Regions from separate parts of the Homo sapiens genome. Here region 1 is linked to region 2. Evidence: chromatin contacts called from ENCODE Hi-C or POLR2A ChIA-PET data. All regions are on one chromosome and are shown on one strand. Each heading gives the region's core, a stretch centred on a gene start or an enhancer-like site at or near the end of the contact. The rest is flanking DNA. Distances are from core to core; before and after follow the strand shown. Region 1 has its middle 91 kb from the start of MIR4473. Region 2 has its middle 240 kb from the start of SLC24A2.

Region 1 (7,180 bases), core at 1,563-4,062, 290 kb after region 2:
CAAAGGGGAGGATCCTTCCTTGCCTCTACCTGGCTCCTGGTGGTGGCCATCAATTCTTGGCATTCCTTGGCTTGCAGCTGCATTGTGACAACTTTTGTCTGTGTCATCAAATGGGGATCTCCCTGTGTGTCTCTGTCTTCCCATGGGTGCTCTCCTGTGTCTAAATTTCCCTTTTCTTCTAAGGATTCCGTCATTGGATTAGGGCCCACCTTAATGACCTTATCTTAACTTGATTACATCTGCAAAGATCTAACTCCCAAAAAGGTCACACTCACAGGCACCAGGTGTTAGGACTTCAGTATTTTTTGGAGGACACAACTCAACTCACAGCAGTGGTCACAGGGAAGAGGAACTACTGCTACTCACTGTGACGCTTATCATTCATCCAGGAAAACAGAAATCATGCTGAGAGTTTAAAGCAGAGGGGATTTGGTGCAGAGAAGAGGTAACAGGTGATAGGGAGGCTGAGAAGCCAAAGAGGAGGCAGCATACAACCCAGAGATTAGCAAGAGCAGAAAGCTGCTGCCATGCCTCAACTGCACAGACAAATTGAATGTCAGGGTTAGGCAAGACTTGGGGCCTGGGTCACCTACTAAGTGGAAATGAGGACCATGGCAGCTCTGTCAGGAGGAAATTGGAGCCAGGCAGGAGGAGAGAAAGAGGATAGAAATACCTGGGCTTCTTTCATCCTCCCACCCTCCAATCTCCTGCCAAGGCCTCAACAGGCCAGAGATCTGGCTGACACCGGAGATTGCAGGGATGGCCTCCTGACACACAGAGAGAGCAAGGATTGGGAGAGAATAGAGCTGAGGGCAAGCAGCCCAGGCCTGGCCTAATATCCACTGTGCATGAGTCTTTAAAGTCTCACAACTTAGGATGTGAGAATTACTGTTCTAATCTTACAGAGATGCCGAGACTGTGAGAGTGTCAGTAGCTCACTCCAGAGCGCCAGCTCCGAGATCCATTCCAACTTGGGTCTGCACATGTGGTGGCTCTAGGGGCTGTGGCTCCTTCCCCTCCACGTTTGTAGGTTCCATTCTGATTCCTTCTTGCCTCTATCTGTGCTGTCCCTAAATACACAGGCCCCATACAAACAAACCACATGAGGGAAAGCCCTCCTGTAAGGGACCCAGTGGACAAGGACAGACTCAACAACCACTGGGTCACCATCGATATTTCCTCTCTTGCCCTTTGGGCTTTTGCTCAGATCTCAGGCCATACCTGCTCCCTCTCTGACTGCCCCTCTCCCTCTGTGACCTGGCCCTGTAAACATCCTAACCCTGCTTCCCTGGTGAACTTCTTTTTCATCCTCGAGACCTTATCCTAGTCAACACGTTTTCCAGGAGGCCTTCTCTGGCCCCTCAGACCAGCCCACCATGTGCCCCTTGGCTGCAGGCAATTCCTCTTTCATTATCCTCATGCGCTTTGTGATTTGGGGCCTGGTGGGACAGTCTGCTGAACCATTCATTCATGGGTGTTCTGTGGTTCCATTTCTTCATTTCTACCAGGTGCCTGGCTTTGCATTCCTTTGCTGCAGGGATTTTTCCAGAGAGAAAGTGGAAGCTGAAGGAAGACATTGTTCTTCATGTAAAACACCCAGTCCTTTGCAGGCAAAGCAAAGGGTGAGAGCCCTTCCTTCGATGACAGGAAGAGAGGAGAGAAATTCTCAAGGTGGATGACGGTAGACAGATGCTGAGCTTAGCAGAGACCAGACTGAAATGTAACCAAGTGTTAGTGGAATACTTTTCCCCTGAATACATTTACTAAAAATTCAGCCTTTTAAACAATTTTTTGTTTTGAGTTGGTGTCTTCCTCTGTCACCCAGACTGGAATACAGGGACACAATCATGGCTCACTACAGCCTCAAACTCCTGGCCTCCAGAGATCCTCCCACCTTGGCCTCCCAACATGCTGGGCTTTTTAACAATTTTAAGTCATATGTTGACATGGCTGCTGTTAAGAATATGACAGATGATAGAGGAAAGAAATTGGACAATTAAGTGCCCAGTCTCCTATTAGAAGTTGGACAAGAGTACCTACTCCCCTATCATCCAAGGGTGGCTCAGGCCCTATTCTGCAGACCACCCCCTCCCCTCCCTGGTTAGAGCCTGCCTGTGTCTCCGACAGAAGTGTGCCTAGGGAGCTGTGAATATTCCTCAGAGAGATGGCCAAGGCGTGCACCTGAGGACGCCAGGGCCTTGTCATGGACTTTCCAGCTCAGGTGGACATTCATATACCCACAGGTCACACTGACACAGCAGAACACACTGAGCTGCCTCACATCTTGGCCTGCTTGCCCATCTGGAGACTGAGGTAAAATAGAGATGTTGGCAGCAGCTATGATGGACCAGAAACCAGAGGCCCTTCCTGTGTTTTCAGAATCCTCGTGAAGGCCCTGGGCTTCTGGTGCAAAACTAGGAGTTGGAATTTCCTGCTGCCCTGGCAGGATGAGAGCTTAGAGTCAGCTTTGACTTAAAGAAAACAAACAAAAGTGTGTATTTTTGCACATGAATTGTTGACTGAGGTTCATGCCCACACGATTTGTTTAACGTGTGACTTTTCCAAGTCCCTGACAGCCAAGACTGCCTGAACTCACGGCCCAACGCCCCAACGCATAGTAAGTGCTCGGTCAATATTTCCTGAGTCGAGTGAATGGGTAGTTTTGGAAGTCAAATCTTGGAAGAGCATTTCTCTGTTTCCTCCGGGCAGACCCTGCAGGCATCAGCTCCAGGAGGCATTCGTCCTGACGGTCCCCTAAACCCTGCTGACACATGAGCAGACACTGCACAACTGCACTGGCGGTTTCTGTCCAGACAGGCACTCCCTCTGTGGTGAGAAATACCTCTGAAGTTGCCTAGCATCTTGGGGCTCCTTGCCCATCTTTAGAATTTTCAAGTGCCCCAAGCTATTGTGAATGTGTTCAATGTTTATATTCCAAGCAGCTTGAATCTATGCCTTGCAAAAATGCAAGTTGGAAAGTTAATTCATTCCTTTATGTCAAGGTAATTGCAGTTTCACCCTAATCCTCTCTTGTCAAAGACATTTCTACAATGCAGGGAGTTATCTTTTACAAGAGACACTTCAAGGTGATTTAATAACAACACTTGCTATGAGTCACATTTTCCCTGTAGTCATCTACTCTTCAGCTTGGGAGAGCAGGGCTTCAAGTACAGAAGAGAGAAGGCATTTGGCTAGTCACATAACCCACTTACACACGCTCAGCCAAATGTACACCTTCAAGAGAAAAAGAAAGCCCTAATGAGCACTTGTGGTAACTAAGGTGCTAAACGAGATCTTTCCAAGCAATGCTATTTTTGTTTGTTTGCTTTAGGGCAAGCTATATTCACTCAGTGCTTTGAAACTTAAGACACGTATGAATTTCATGACTGCGGACAAAGAGGAAATTTGATATGGAGATTAATTATTAATTCAACATTTACTGAGCCCCTACTATGAGCTGTGCTAGGGGCTTGGCTACAACAGCACACAGGCTTGCCTGCCAGCTGCCCTCACCAAGCTAGTGGTCCAGCAGGACTGCAGATGTCAAACAAATAACAAAGGCCAAAGATGTCTCTTTCTCTCTCTGTCTGTGTCTCTTTTAAATGCAAAACTATAAATTTATTTTATATACTCCTTTTTACTTCATCTGCATGATAAAAGGAATACAGATGTATTTTTTAATGTAACCAAATTCCCATCTCACTGCGCAGTAGGAAAAAGTCTACCCACTCCTCACAGTTTCTAGTTCTCCCCTCACAGTGGAGCTCATCAAAAGGCAGAGGACATTGGCTGGGACGTGACCAGGTTTCAGGCAATTTGGGAGTGAAAGGCCAGCAGGCAGCTTTATCTTGAAGACTGTTCAGCTCCACAGGGTGACAGATTCTCCCACCAACCATGTCTCTGTCAGCCTCAGCCCAAGAGAAAATTGAGCTGAATAAGAGAGGTCTCAGTGGAAATTATATTGGAAAGACTCACCATAATGGCTTCCTGAAAAAAATACATAAACAAAACACATTTTTCCATCCAAATTAAACAAGTAGGTCAAGAGGGCAACTTTGCCAAGTGCCACTTACTCCCACCTCCAGCTGGAATTTTCTGGGCATGCCAGCACTGGTGTTACTTGCCGTAGGCAGATTCTCTACCCATACTTACAAAAATCCACACCAGCTACTTCTGATGGAGTTCTTAGCGTGCCTCTTTCAACTGGATTTCTAAACAAGGAACAATGTAATTGGCAGGTAATAACAGGCTAACAGGATTGTCTTAACAGATACTGGTGCCTTTTCAGTTCAGACTTTCACCAGCCAAGAGGTTCTATACAAAAGATCCACACATCAGAGCCATGTGATGAGAGGCCAAAACACTGGAGAGCTGTAACCCTGAATGAAGGAGTCAGGTTTACATATTGATTCAAAAAAAAATTGCTACTCTTATCCCTGTGTGACATCATGCTTTGAATATGATCATTGAAGATGTTACTTGGAGTGCAGCTACCTTGAACCCTCGGTGAAATGAAATGGGATAGAAAGGAGTAAGATTGTTGGGGGCTTTAACTACCGTTCCACACTTTTGAAAGTTAGAAAAACAAAGAGCAACAGCAGCTGCCTCTGTGTTGGTAATCATATTTTCCACCAGCAACTGGCTCCCATTGGTTGGAGCCAATCCTTTGCTGTAACAGAGGATCTAAGCTGCCAAGAGAAGGTCCTCATGTTCAGATAGAGCAATAGAGCGGAGCATTTGAAATGAGGAGCTTCACACCAGTCCCCTGTAGGTCTGAGTGCCTGAGGCTCCCTGCAATGCGTGCACACAGTCATTATGCTGCTCCACAGAAAGAGATGGGAGCTGGATGAGTCCTTCCCTGATGACTTGTATGAGCTAATGATCCTACCGGAAATAGAAAAAAAAAAGAAAAGAAAAAACACTAGTCATGTGATTTCAAGACAGTGACAAAAGCTTAAGCTGAGGTTGCCACAAAAGGTTGTGGGAAGGGGTGTGGTCTATAGGCATGGGTGCAGCCAGGGCTGAGAACGACTAGTTAGCTGAAAACAGCTGCTTTTCTTCACCAAAATATATGGGTGAATAATGCACCCTGTTTTCCAGGGGGATAATGCAAACAAGTGCTCTGTCAAGGTAATTTTTGTATTCCACAGGGATGGCGGGGCCATGTGGGGAACCACAGCTGTGGAGTGGGGATGTAGTATTGCTTAGAGCCAGGTGTGTGGGTCCCAAAGCAGATGTCAGTGCTTAAAATTAGTAGGAATGGGAGAGCCATGCCTAGATCTTTGCTCTGAGATACAGTCGTAGTACCCAAAAAAGAAGTTCCGGTAGTGGGAAATGTAGATTTAGAGCTGGGCTGTTTGACGGGAAGGCAGGGAATGGCTTATGCACCAGCAGAAAGCCAGTTTCCACCTTGCATATCCAGTGAGGTTGCCACAGGGCCATGACCTTCATTCCTGGGGTGCCCTGCCCTCAGCTCATTGGGTGTCTGTGTGGCTAGAGTTTGGTTCTGTGTGAGGAGCAACTTGGAGGGGGGAATGGACTTTAGCTCAATTCAACCAACATGACTGTATATTCACTCGGCATCAGGTACTGGGATTTCAAAAAACTGGACATTGATGTAGCACACTGATAATGGAGCCAAAATCTAAACCACTCTGGAAAATCCAGGGTGACCACTGTACTTAAGTGCCACAAATAGCTATTTTGCATAATCAAAGCTTTGGGCTTGAAGGCTTTGTTCATGCTTTTGCTGCTCACTCATGACCTTTCTCAGGAATTAGTGCTGCCATATGTTGGAGATTTACCTGTATTAGATTTTCACATGCATGAGACTCGATCCTTGGCTTCAACTCAGCAAATGTCTATCTCTCTAGGGCTTCCTATCCAAATCTTTCCAGTCTTTCAAATGCCTGTCTGGGAGAAGAAGAATTTTGGACTTTCAAAACAAAAGCTAAGAAAGGCCTAGTGAGCCCCAGTGGTATGAACCCATCCTGTGCTCATTCGCATTCTACTCAGACTTTCTGCCATAGCAATCTGTTTGTTGTAACCCAACCACACTTCTAGCAAAAGGTAACATTTGGGGACCCTGCTCTAACAAATTTAGAGTAACCCAATTCCATGTTTTCTGCACTGAGCAACATGTACAACTATCACCTTGAAAATTATGCTGGATCTCAGTTACTGAGTCACATCTGTCCGAGATTAGTAGCCCCGAGGGCTGGGATGCTTAGTGCTAGTTTCATATTAGAATCATCTGAGAAGCTTGAAAAAGTGTTGGTACCTGGCACCCCACCACCAAAGATTCTAATTTAATTGTTCTTGGTTGGGACAATGTTTTCTTTTAATCTTTGCTAGGCTTCATAATATTACTGCTAATCAGTTTTAGAGAGTGAGTGCTTATAACCAAACTCCCAGCCTGGTTTACTACAGCCCCTGTATTTCCTCCTTGATGCCATTTAGCAATGACCCATGGACTTTTGATGACTGGACATCTTTAGTTCTCTGGATGGAAATCTGAAGATGAAGGAGACCTTCTGTGCCAAATAGAAGCCTGAGATTTTTAGTGAAACTAACATACGTCATCTGGTCTTCGTGAAACGATTCTGAGGTTTCTAAGAATTTCCCACAACACTGAAGATTGGTGGCTTAGAGTTTATTGACCCCCAAAGAAAAGGGTATGTTTGACTGTGAGATACAGTTGTCCTTGCCATTTTCAAGATATTACCCACTGTCTTTGTATTGAATTACCTTAAAAGTATTGACTCATAGAAGCAACCCACATGGTTAAACCCAACTTTAATCCAAAAGTCTTGGTCATCAACAAGGTTTTCTCCAACTATAGAAAAATGTGCTCCCCAAATTTGCCACATTCTCATTCTCTCCATGTAACAAAAAAGAAACAAACTCTTCATTGTCTGGCCCACTTGGATCTTTTTATCTCAAATAATTTTTTAAAAAATGCTTATGTTGGCTTGGCTTGGTGACTCATGCCTGTAATCCCAGCACTTTGGGAGCCCAAGGCAGGAGGATCATTTGAGTCCAGGAGTTTGAGACCATCCCGGGGAACATGGCAAAACATTGTCTCTAAAAAAAAAAAAAAAGCCAGGAATGGTGATGCATAGCTACAGTATCACCTGAGCCTGGGAAGTTGAGGCTGCAGTGAACCAAATCGCACCACTGT
Region 2 (7,046 bases), core at 3,863-6,362:
AATGCCCAGAGAAGCAGCTGTTCCTCTAAAACAAACTGGAAAGGAAAACAATCACTCCTCCTGCCCCCCACTAGAAGAAGGCAAATGGTTCCAAAACTGATGGTTTTAAGGATTGTCTACCACTCTACTTAGGAATATGTTTTCCGAAGAATTAAGGCCCTGTGGACATCCTAGAGTGAGGAAGCTCTGTGCTATAAAGGAACATGGTGCTCAGGCATAAGAAAGAGTGAAAAGAAGATAGAGCTGGTTAATCTAGCCTTTAATTAGCTGCATTTCCACGGAAACGCTTTCCCATTTTCCCAGTTGTCTCTGTAAATCAATTTAGAGCTGCTTTGCTTAGGCTCCAGGCAGACAGAGTGGAATCACAGTCCTTCAAAGAGGTGTGAGTTTTTCTCATTTATCATCCTGGGGTGCTTGCTTCAAAGCCTAGTTGGAGGACTACTTAAAGGAAAACAAATCTAAACAAAACGGAACTGTGCCGTCTGGATTTGGTTGAAAATCTTGGGAATGTGCGGCAGAAAATTCCAAGCACAGACCTGGAAAGTGATTTGCAAGAGACCTCACAAAGGGCTTAGAAAAAATAAACAATCAGTGAACTCACATCCACAAACATACACACACACACATAGGCAGTGGGACTGGAATAGAAATGTGAACTTTATTGGAAACCACATTTGGCACAGGAATTGGCCTTCCTGGCTTTGGCCTTCAGCAAGTAGGTTACTACCGAATTTTTGACAAGGCTTCCAAGCTTGACAGCCTTTCTACATTAATTGGTTCGCACTCAGCCCTGTAAATATTTAAGCTACCTGTGGCATTGGGAACGTGATAAGATTATGTGATTAGTTATGTGATTAGGATTAGTAGGTTCTCTGATAAGAAAGACTTAAAGTTTACAAATTTAGAAAGAGTATGAAAATACGTGTGTGTGTGTTCACTTGTGTGTGCGTGTCCAGCTTTAAAGAAGATCAGGTCACACGTCACTGATTTTAGTTACTACAAAGTCGGGGTGAGGTGGGGTGGGGAGAACCTTTCAAGGCCATAGAAGAGGACTAGTCCCAAAGCATGAAGCATCTGAGCCTAAAGAGATTTTGGACTAGGATTTTCAAGTGTTTTTCAGTTTGTGGACATCTGTTGACTTACTGAGAAACACCTGAGGGGCAAAGAAAACCATTGTAATTCAGCCATCTGGTCATCTTCTTGTTCAAGCATCTGTCTTCTGTACCCTCTTCCCTAGACCACCAGGCCAGTGGTGTTCAAAGCTTTTTGATCTCAGCCTATTGTAAGAAATATATTTTACAATGCAACCCAGGATATTCACAATACTTCCATAGATATTATGGAAATAAATGTTCACGAACAATACTTAACCAAAGTTCACTTTGGTATTTTCTAGTCTATTCTATTCTATTTTCTTTAATGCTTGTCATGACTCACTAAATTAATTTTATGTCTCACTAATGAATTGTGTCCTGCTGTTTGAAAACACTACGCTAGAATGTATTAACCTTAGGGACAAGTATTCTAATCACTCTGTATCTCAGCTCCTAACACTTGGTCACTCAGTAAGTATTTACTGAATAAATGAGTGGTAAATCAATAAATGAATAAGTTGAAGCTAATATTCTATATTCAGTATACAAAACAAGAATATTGACTGGCCTAGAAGTAATATTTAAGCTACAAATTAATCAGGAAAAATATAAAATAAAAGGTAAATATCACCCTTCAGGTGGTGGTTTTAGGTATTTGGGTGAACATTATTACCTGCTCCCTGGTAGTAATAATAATAATAGTTATGACCATAAGAATGATGATTGCCCACACTTATTAATCAGTTACCACGTACCAGCTATCTCTGTGCTAGGAGAGGAGCTATGAAGATGAATGCCACTAATTCCAGTTCTTAAAAAGGTTCTGCTATAGAACTCTTCCAAGTCATCTCCCAATGACCTGGAACGACCAAGTGACCTGGAATTTGAATTCCAGGTGAGATCATAACCTTTGGCTGGTATGGAAAAGTGGAAATGACATCTATAAGAGAGGTGGAGATGAGAGTGACAACATCTGCTTGCCAACAGTTTTTATAGACATCTGCTCAGTGAACAGAGGAGTAGGGAGAGAGAAGAGAGGTAGAAGATGCATCACTGCTATTAAAGAATTATTCAGGACAATTTCTCTTGCCCCTAATAAAAGACACTGTGCCATCCTGTGGAAACATCACCATGATAGTAAGGAATATTATGTATTGATTAAAAGCTTGTTCTCTAGTCAGAAGAACTTGTTTCAAATCCTAATCTGCTACTTCCTAACTAGGTGGCATTGGTCAAATTGCATATTTTTTCTTTACCTCAGCAATAGGATGGGGATTCTTTAAGATCTATTCTATCAGGCTGTTTTAAGACAGAAGTTAAAAATGCAACTGTCTACAGGGGCCTGATTATAATTAAATGAATTAAGGTGGTAAAAAAAATAGGGAATGGTGCTGATTGTAGAAAACTGGATAGCACAGGCCCCATTTAAAGTCATTCAAATTTATCTTTTGAAAACACAGTTCCAGCCTACAGGCCAGATTTGTCTGCATGCCATCAGTCTGCAATTAAATAAGACAATGATCATAAAATGCTTCCCACAGTGCCTAGCACATAGTAAGCACTCTATAAATTGGAGCTATTATTAGCTATTATTTTATCACATTTAAAAAATCCCTAGGACCATTTGCAGATTCTCTTTAAGAGAGGAAATAAATGGCCTCAGAATTACTCCATTGCGTGCCCCAGTTAATGGCATCATTAAAAATAAACAGGCCTTGAAGAACACACAATAGGGACAGGACAGCCTCTTCAATAAATGATGTTGGTAAAACTGGATGTCCACATGCCGAATAATGAAATCAGACTTATCTTATTCTTAACATATTAAAAAAAATCTCAAAATGAATGAAAGACTTAAATGTAAGATCTGAAACTATGAAACTATTAGAAGAAAACATAGGGGAAAAGCTCCGTGACATTGGTCTGGGCAATGACTTTTTGGATAAGACCTTAAAAGCACAGGCAACAAAAGCAAAAAACAGACAAATGGGATTATGTCAACCTAAAAAGCTTCTGCACAGCAAACAAACAATCAACAGAGGACACAATTTGCAGAATGAGAGAAAATATTTGCAAACTATCCATCTGACCAAGGGTTGATGTCCAAAATATATAAGGAATTCAAACAACTATATAGTAGAAAAAAATAAGTTAAAAACATGCAAAATATCTGAATACAAATTTCTCAAAAGAAGACATACATATGGCCAACATGTATATTAAAAAAGTGCTCAAAGATCACTAATCATCAGAGAAATGCAAATCAGAACCGCAATGAGCTATTATCTCATCCCAGTTACAATGACTATTATCAAAAGGACAAAGATAGCATGGAGAAAAGAGAACCCTTGTACACTCTTGGTGGGAATGTAAATTAGTACAGCTATTATGGAAAACAGTAGGGAAGTTTCCCCAATATTAAAAATAGAACTACCATATGATCCAGCAATCCCACTACTATGTATACATTTAAAGGAAATGCAATCACTACGTCAAAAAGATATCTACATTCCCATGTTTACTGCAGCATTATTCACAATAGCCAAAATATGAAATCAATCTTAGTGTCAATCAACAGATGAGTGGATAAAGAAAATGTGGCCTATATACACAATGAAATACTATTTAACCACAAAAAGGAATGAAATCCTGCTGTTTGTGACAATATTGATGAACGTAGAGGACATTACGTTAAGTAAAATAAGCCAAATCCAGAAAGATAAATACTGCATGATCTTCCTCATGTGAAATCTAAAAATGTTGATCTCATAGAAGTAGAGAGCAGAATGGTGGTTATTAGAGGCTGAGGTTTTTGAAGGGAAGGAGGGATGGGGAGGTGTTTGTCAAGGGATATATGAATTCAATTAGACAGGAGGGATAAATTTTAAGATCTATTTCATAGCAAAGTGACTACAGATAATGACAATATATGGTATTCTTGAAAATATGCTCTCACCACAGAAATGATAACTATGTGAGGTAATATATTTGTTGATTGGTTTGATATAACCACTACTCAATGTATATATACTTCAAAACATAATGCTTTACATGATAAAAACATACAATGTCAATTTTTTTTTAAATGGGCTTTAGGCCAATTCAGTGATACAATAAGTAAAGAAGCCTGCAGTTGGTTGTCGTTAAATAAGAGAATGTGAATGATCTCATGTTTAGGAAGCCAGAACCATCCATGGTGTGCAGGGAAGCTGTGCAGGGGAGACCCCTGGAATACATTTTGGACTCTGATACCATTGTAATGATGAGTAGCAAAGCAGTTGCTTAAGGAAGCAGAAAAGAAGGGATTCCTGCCAGCTGGTATTCAATTCTACCTGCCCATCCCTTCCAAGGTAACATCATAGAAGGCTTTGGGGTTTGATAGACTTTGGGGTACAGCCCTCATTTCCCCCACCTGCAACACACAAGGGGATTTTACCAGCCTAAGCTTTGCTTGTCTCCTCTGTTACATTAAGGATGGTAATGCATTAGCACTGATGGTTCAGCCAGCACTCTGCTGCATAAGAGGGGTTCAATACTTTTAACCTTCCTTCCTCCTCATTTCCTGTGAATAGTTTTACATTGTTCAGGCTATTTATTTTTTGCTCAAACACCTCCTAAATTTCCATCTGTCTAAAAATGGGGGCAGGAAAGTGCCCAAAGTCTCATCAGTCCTGCCTGCTCTCACCCTGCCACTCCCTTCCCTAATTGACATCCATGGGTTCCAAAGGACCCAAATGGCTCCCCACCCTGCCCTCACTTCTTCCGCCTTCCATAGAAACGTGCCATTCTGCTCGGGCTTCTGCCCCCGCCTTGCAGAGCCCATCAGGCTTACTAGAAAGCTCCCCAAAGGGCAATAAAAATTTTTGTCAATCTCAGGCCCACCTGCGGCATCTCTTGAGTACACATCCCCCTGTCTGTCCTCCTCCTTTGATTCCGGGCTTTGTAAATCTTTTACCACATGTTGTCAAAAGCCTGGCAGATCCCCCAAATCCTTCCCTGATAACACTCATTCTCTTTAAACAACCTGGCAGTACTTCTAAGTGAGAAAAAGCCCTAAAATAAAATACACCGTGTTTAGTCTCTAAGGTCATTTCCTGGCTTTGTCCAGCCGTTTCTGTTTCCTCTAACTAATCACCAAGCGACAGTCCTGGATTTATTGTGGAGGCTACTTGAAAGTTTGGGTGAACCTCTCAAGCCAGACTACACACACCCTCCATCACCCTTCCTCCCACTTCCCAGCAATTTCTCACTCACTGTGATTTAGTGTAGGGGCTTGAGGTGCAACTGTGACCACAGCTACATCTTCGTCACCAAAGCTATTTGGAAGGCAAAGGGGCCAAACCAGCATGGTCTACACAGCTGAGCACTGTGGTTATGATACAGCCCGTGAGTCCATGCCTGGCTGGGGGACAGCAGCCTTCCACGTCCCAGGCAGTAAGTGGCAGGAGAGCTGTGTGTCACCCTTGGCATGCTCATCATTAATTTCCAACTTTCAGTAGGTGCTCTCTAATAATGACACCTAATGTTTTAAAAGGATTTTCATGGGCAAGGTGAATTGCTTTACTTCATTTACTATCACAACAACCATGTGAGGTAAGAACTCTTCATAAAGAATTTTTAGAAACACCACAGTTCCAACCTCAGTCCATCTGACTGCAGCATCCATGCTCTTATGGGTCTCTGTTGGGCTGTGATATTCTCACCCCACAGTACTGATCCAAAGGTTGGATACTGCCTGATCTCAATGGAAAACAACCATAGTCAAACACACCTATACTTGTGAAATGTCAGGCAGTTTTTGAGATACTACATAGATTATTGCATTTAACCCTCACAACAACCCAAGAAATGGTTATGTTTATGAGTTCCATTTTACAAAGGTGGAAATGGGATTCCATGTTAGAAGCAGCATTTGAACTCAGGCAATATGAGCTTTAACCCTGATACTAGCTAGAGTTCCTGGGATATGGGTAAGTGTGTGTGTGTCTGTGTGTGTGTATGTGTGTGTATGCATGTATGTGTGTGTGGTGGAGGAACCAGGTGAAACAAGCAGTTATATTATGGTGTGACAAGCCCCATGTTAGTGTTGCACAAAGGGTGCTGTGGCAGCATAGAAAATGGGCCTGTACTAAACTTGAGGGTTTTTTGAAATGGCATCACAAAATAGGTGACATTGGAGGTGAACTTTGATGGAGTAGAAAAGTTTACCGCATTAGAAAGTTTAATAGGAGCTCTCTGGAGAGCACATTTTAGACCTAGAGAGCAGCATATGCAAAGGCATACAGCACCACAGGCAGGACTGAGCCCCTGCACTGGTTCCCCAGGACTGGAGGGAGGAGGCAGGACATTGAGTGACTTGGCAATGGAGCAGAGGCCAGATGTGAAGATACTTTTAAATTGTTCTATCACATTTGAAATTATTTCTGAAAGTTATGGGGAACCTTGAAGGGTTTCAGGAGAGCAGTTCTGTGATCACCTGGGTGTTTTAGATAAATCGCTACCTAAAGGGTATACTGAAGGGGAAGTCATATCTGAGGTCTGGAGAGAGCTGCTACGGTAACCGAGCTCCTCCTGTACAACCATGCAGAAAGGCAGTGTGAAAGTGCAATTGCACCACACAGAAAGGCTCCAAGTGCCATACTATGAGGAGGAAGGGGACTGACTGGCTGCACCAATACGGTGAGCCAGTCATCTGGTCACTCATCACATTTCCTGTATGCCTATGATCTTCTGGGACTATACTCACAACTTTCTGGACAAACCCCACCCTTTCTGGCTCCATGTCTTTCTCCACTACTGCAGCATCACTTACAGACTTTTCAGTATGTGCCAGGTGCTGTTGTAAGAGTTCTGTAAATACTACCTCATTTAATTTGCTTATATAAGGCAGTTATGAAGTGGGTATAACCATAATCACAGTTTTACAGATAAGAAAACTATTAGTAACTATTT

What was found. A loop is a pair of places that touch in the nucleus more often than their neighbours do. ChIA-PET counts read pairs that join two places held with the same protein, here RNA polymerase II (POLR2A).
Region 1: a map of A673 shows a loop between it and region 2 (5-fold over the local background). The contact joins two enhancer-like sites. A Hi-C loop is called at or near these places in 1 of 168 maps with a recorded cell type or tissue (A673). POLR2A ChIA-PET finds 5 or more read pairs at or near these places in 1 of 52 experiments (activated naive CD4-positive, alpha-beta T cell).

The regions. Positions count from the first base shown.
Region 1 is chr9:20,316,964-20,324,143 of GRCh38, forward strand. No RefSeq gene overlaps it. Among named protein-coding and RNA genes, the nearest start is that of MIR4473, 91 kb to the right of the region's middle. Within about 2 kb of position 2,813, at least 5 of the 41 ENCODE cell types and tissues checked have a DNase peak (open chromatin) inside an H3K27ac peak, as active enhancers do.
Region 2 is chr9:20,023,744-20,030,789 of GRCh38, forward strand. It overlaps a transcript of SLC24A2 not described here. Among named protein-coding and RNA genes, the nearest start is that of SLC24A2, 240 kb to the left of the region's middle. Within about 2 kb of position 5,113, at least 2 of the 41 ENCODE cell types and tissues checked have a DNase peak (open chromatin) inside an H3K27ac peak, as active enhancers do.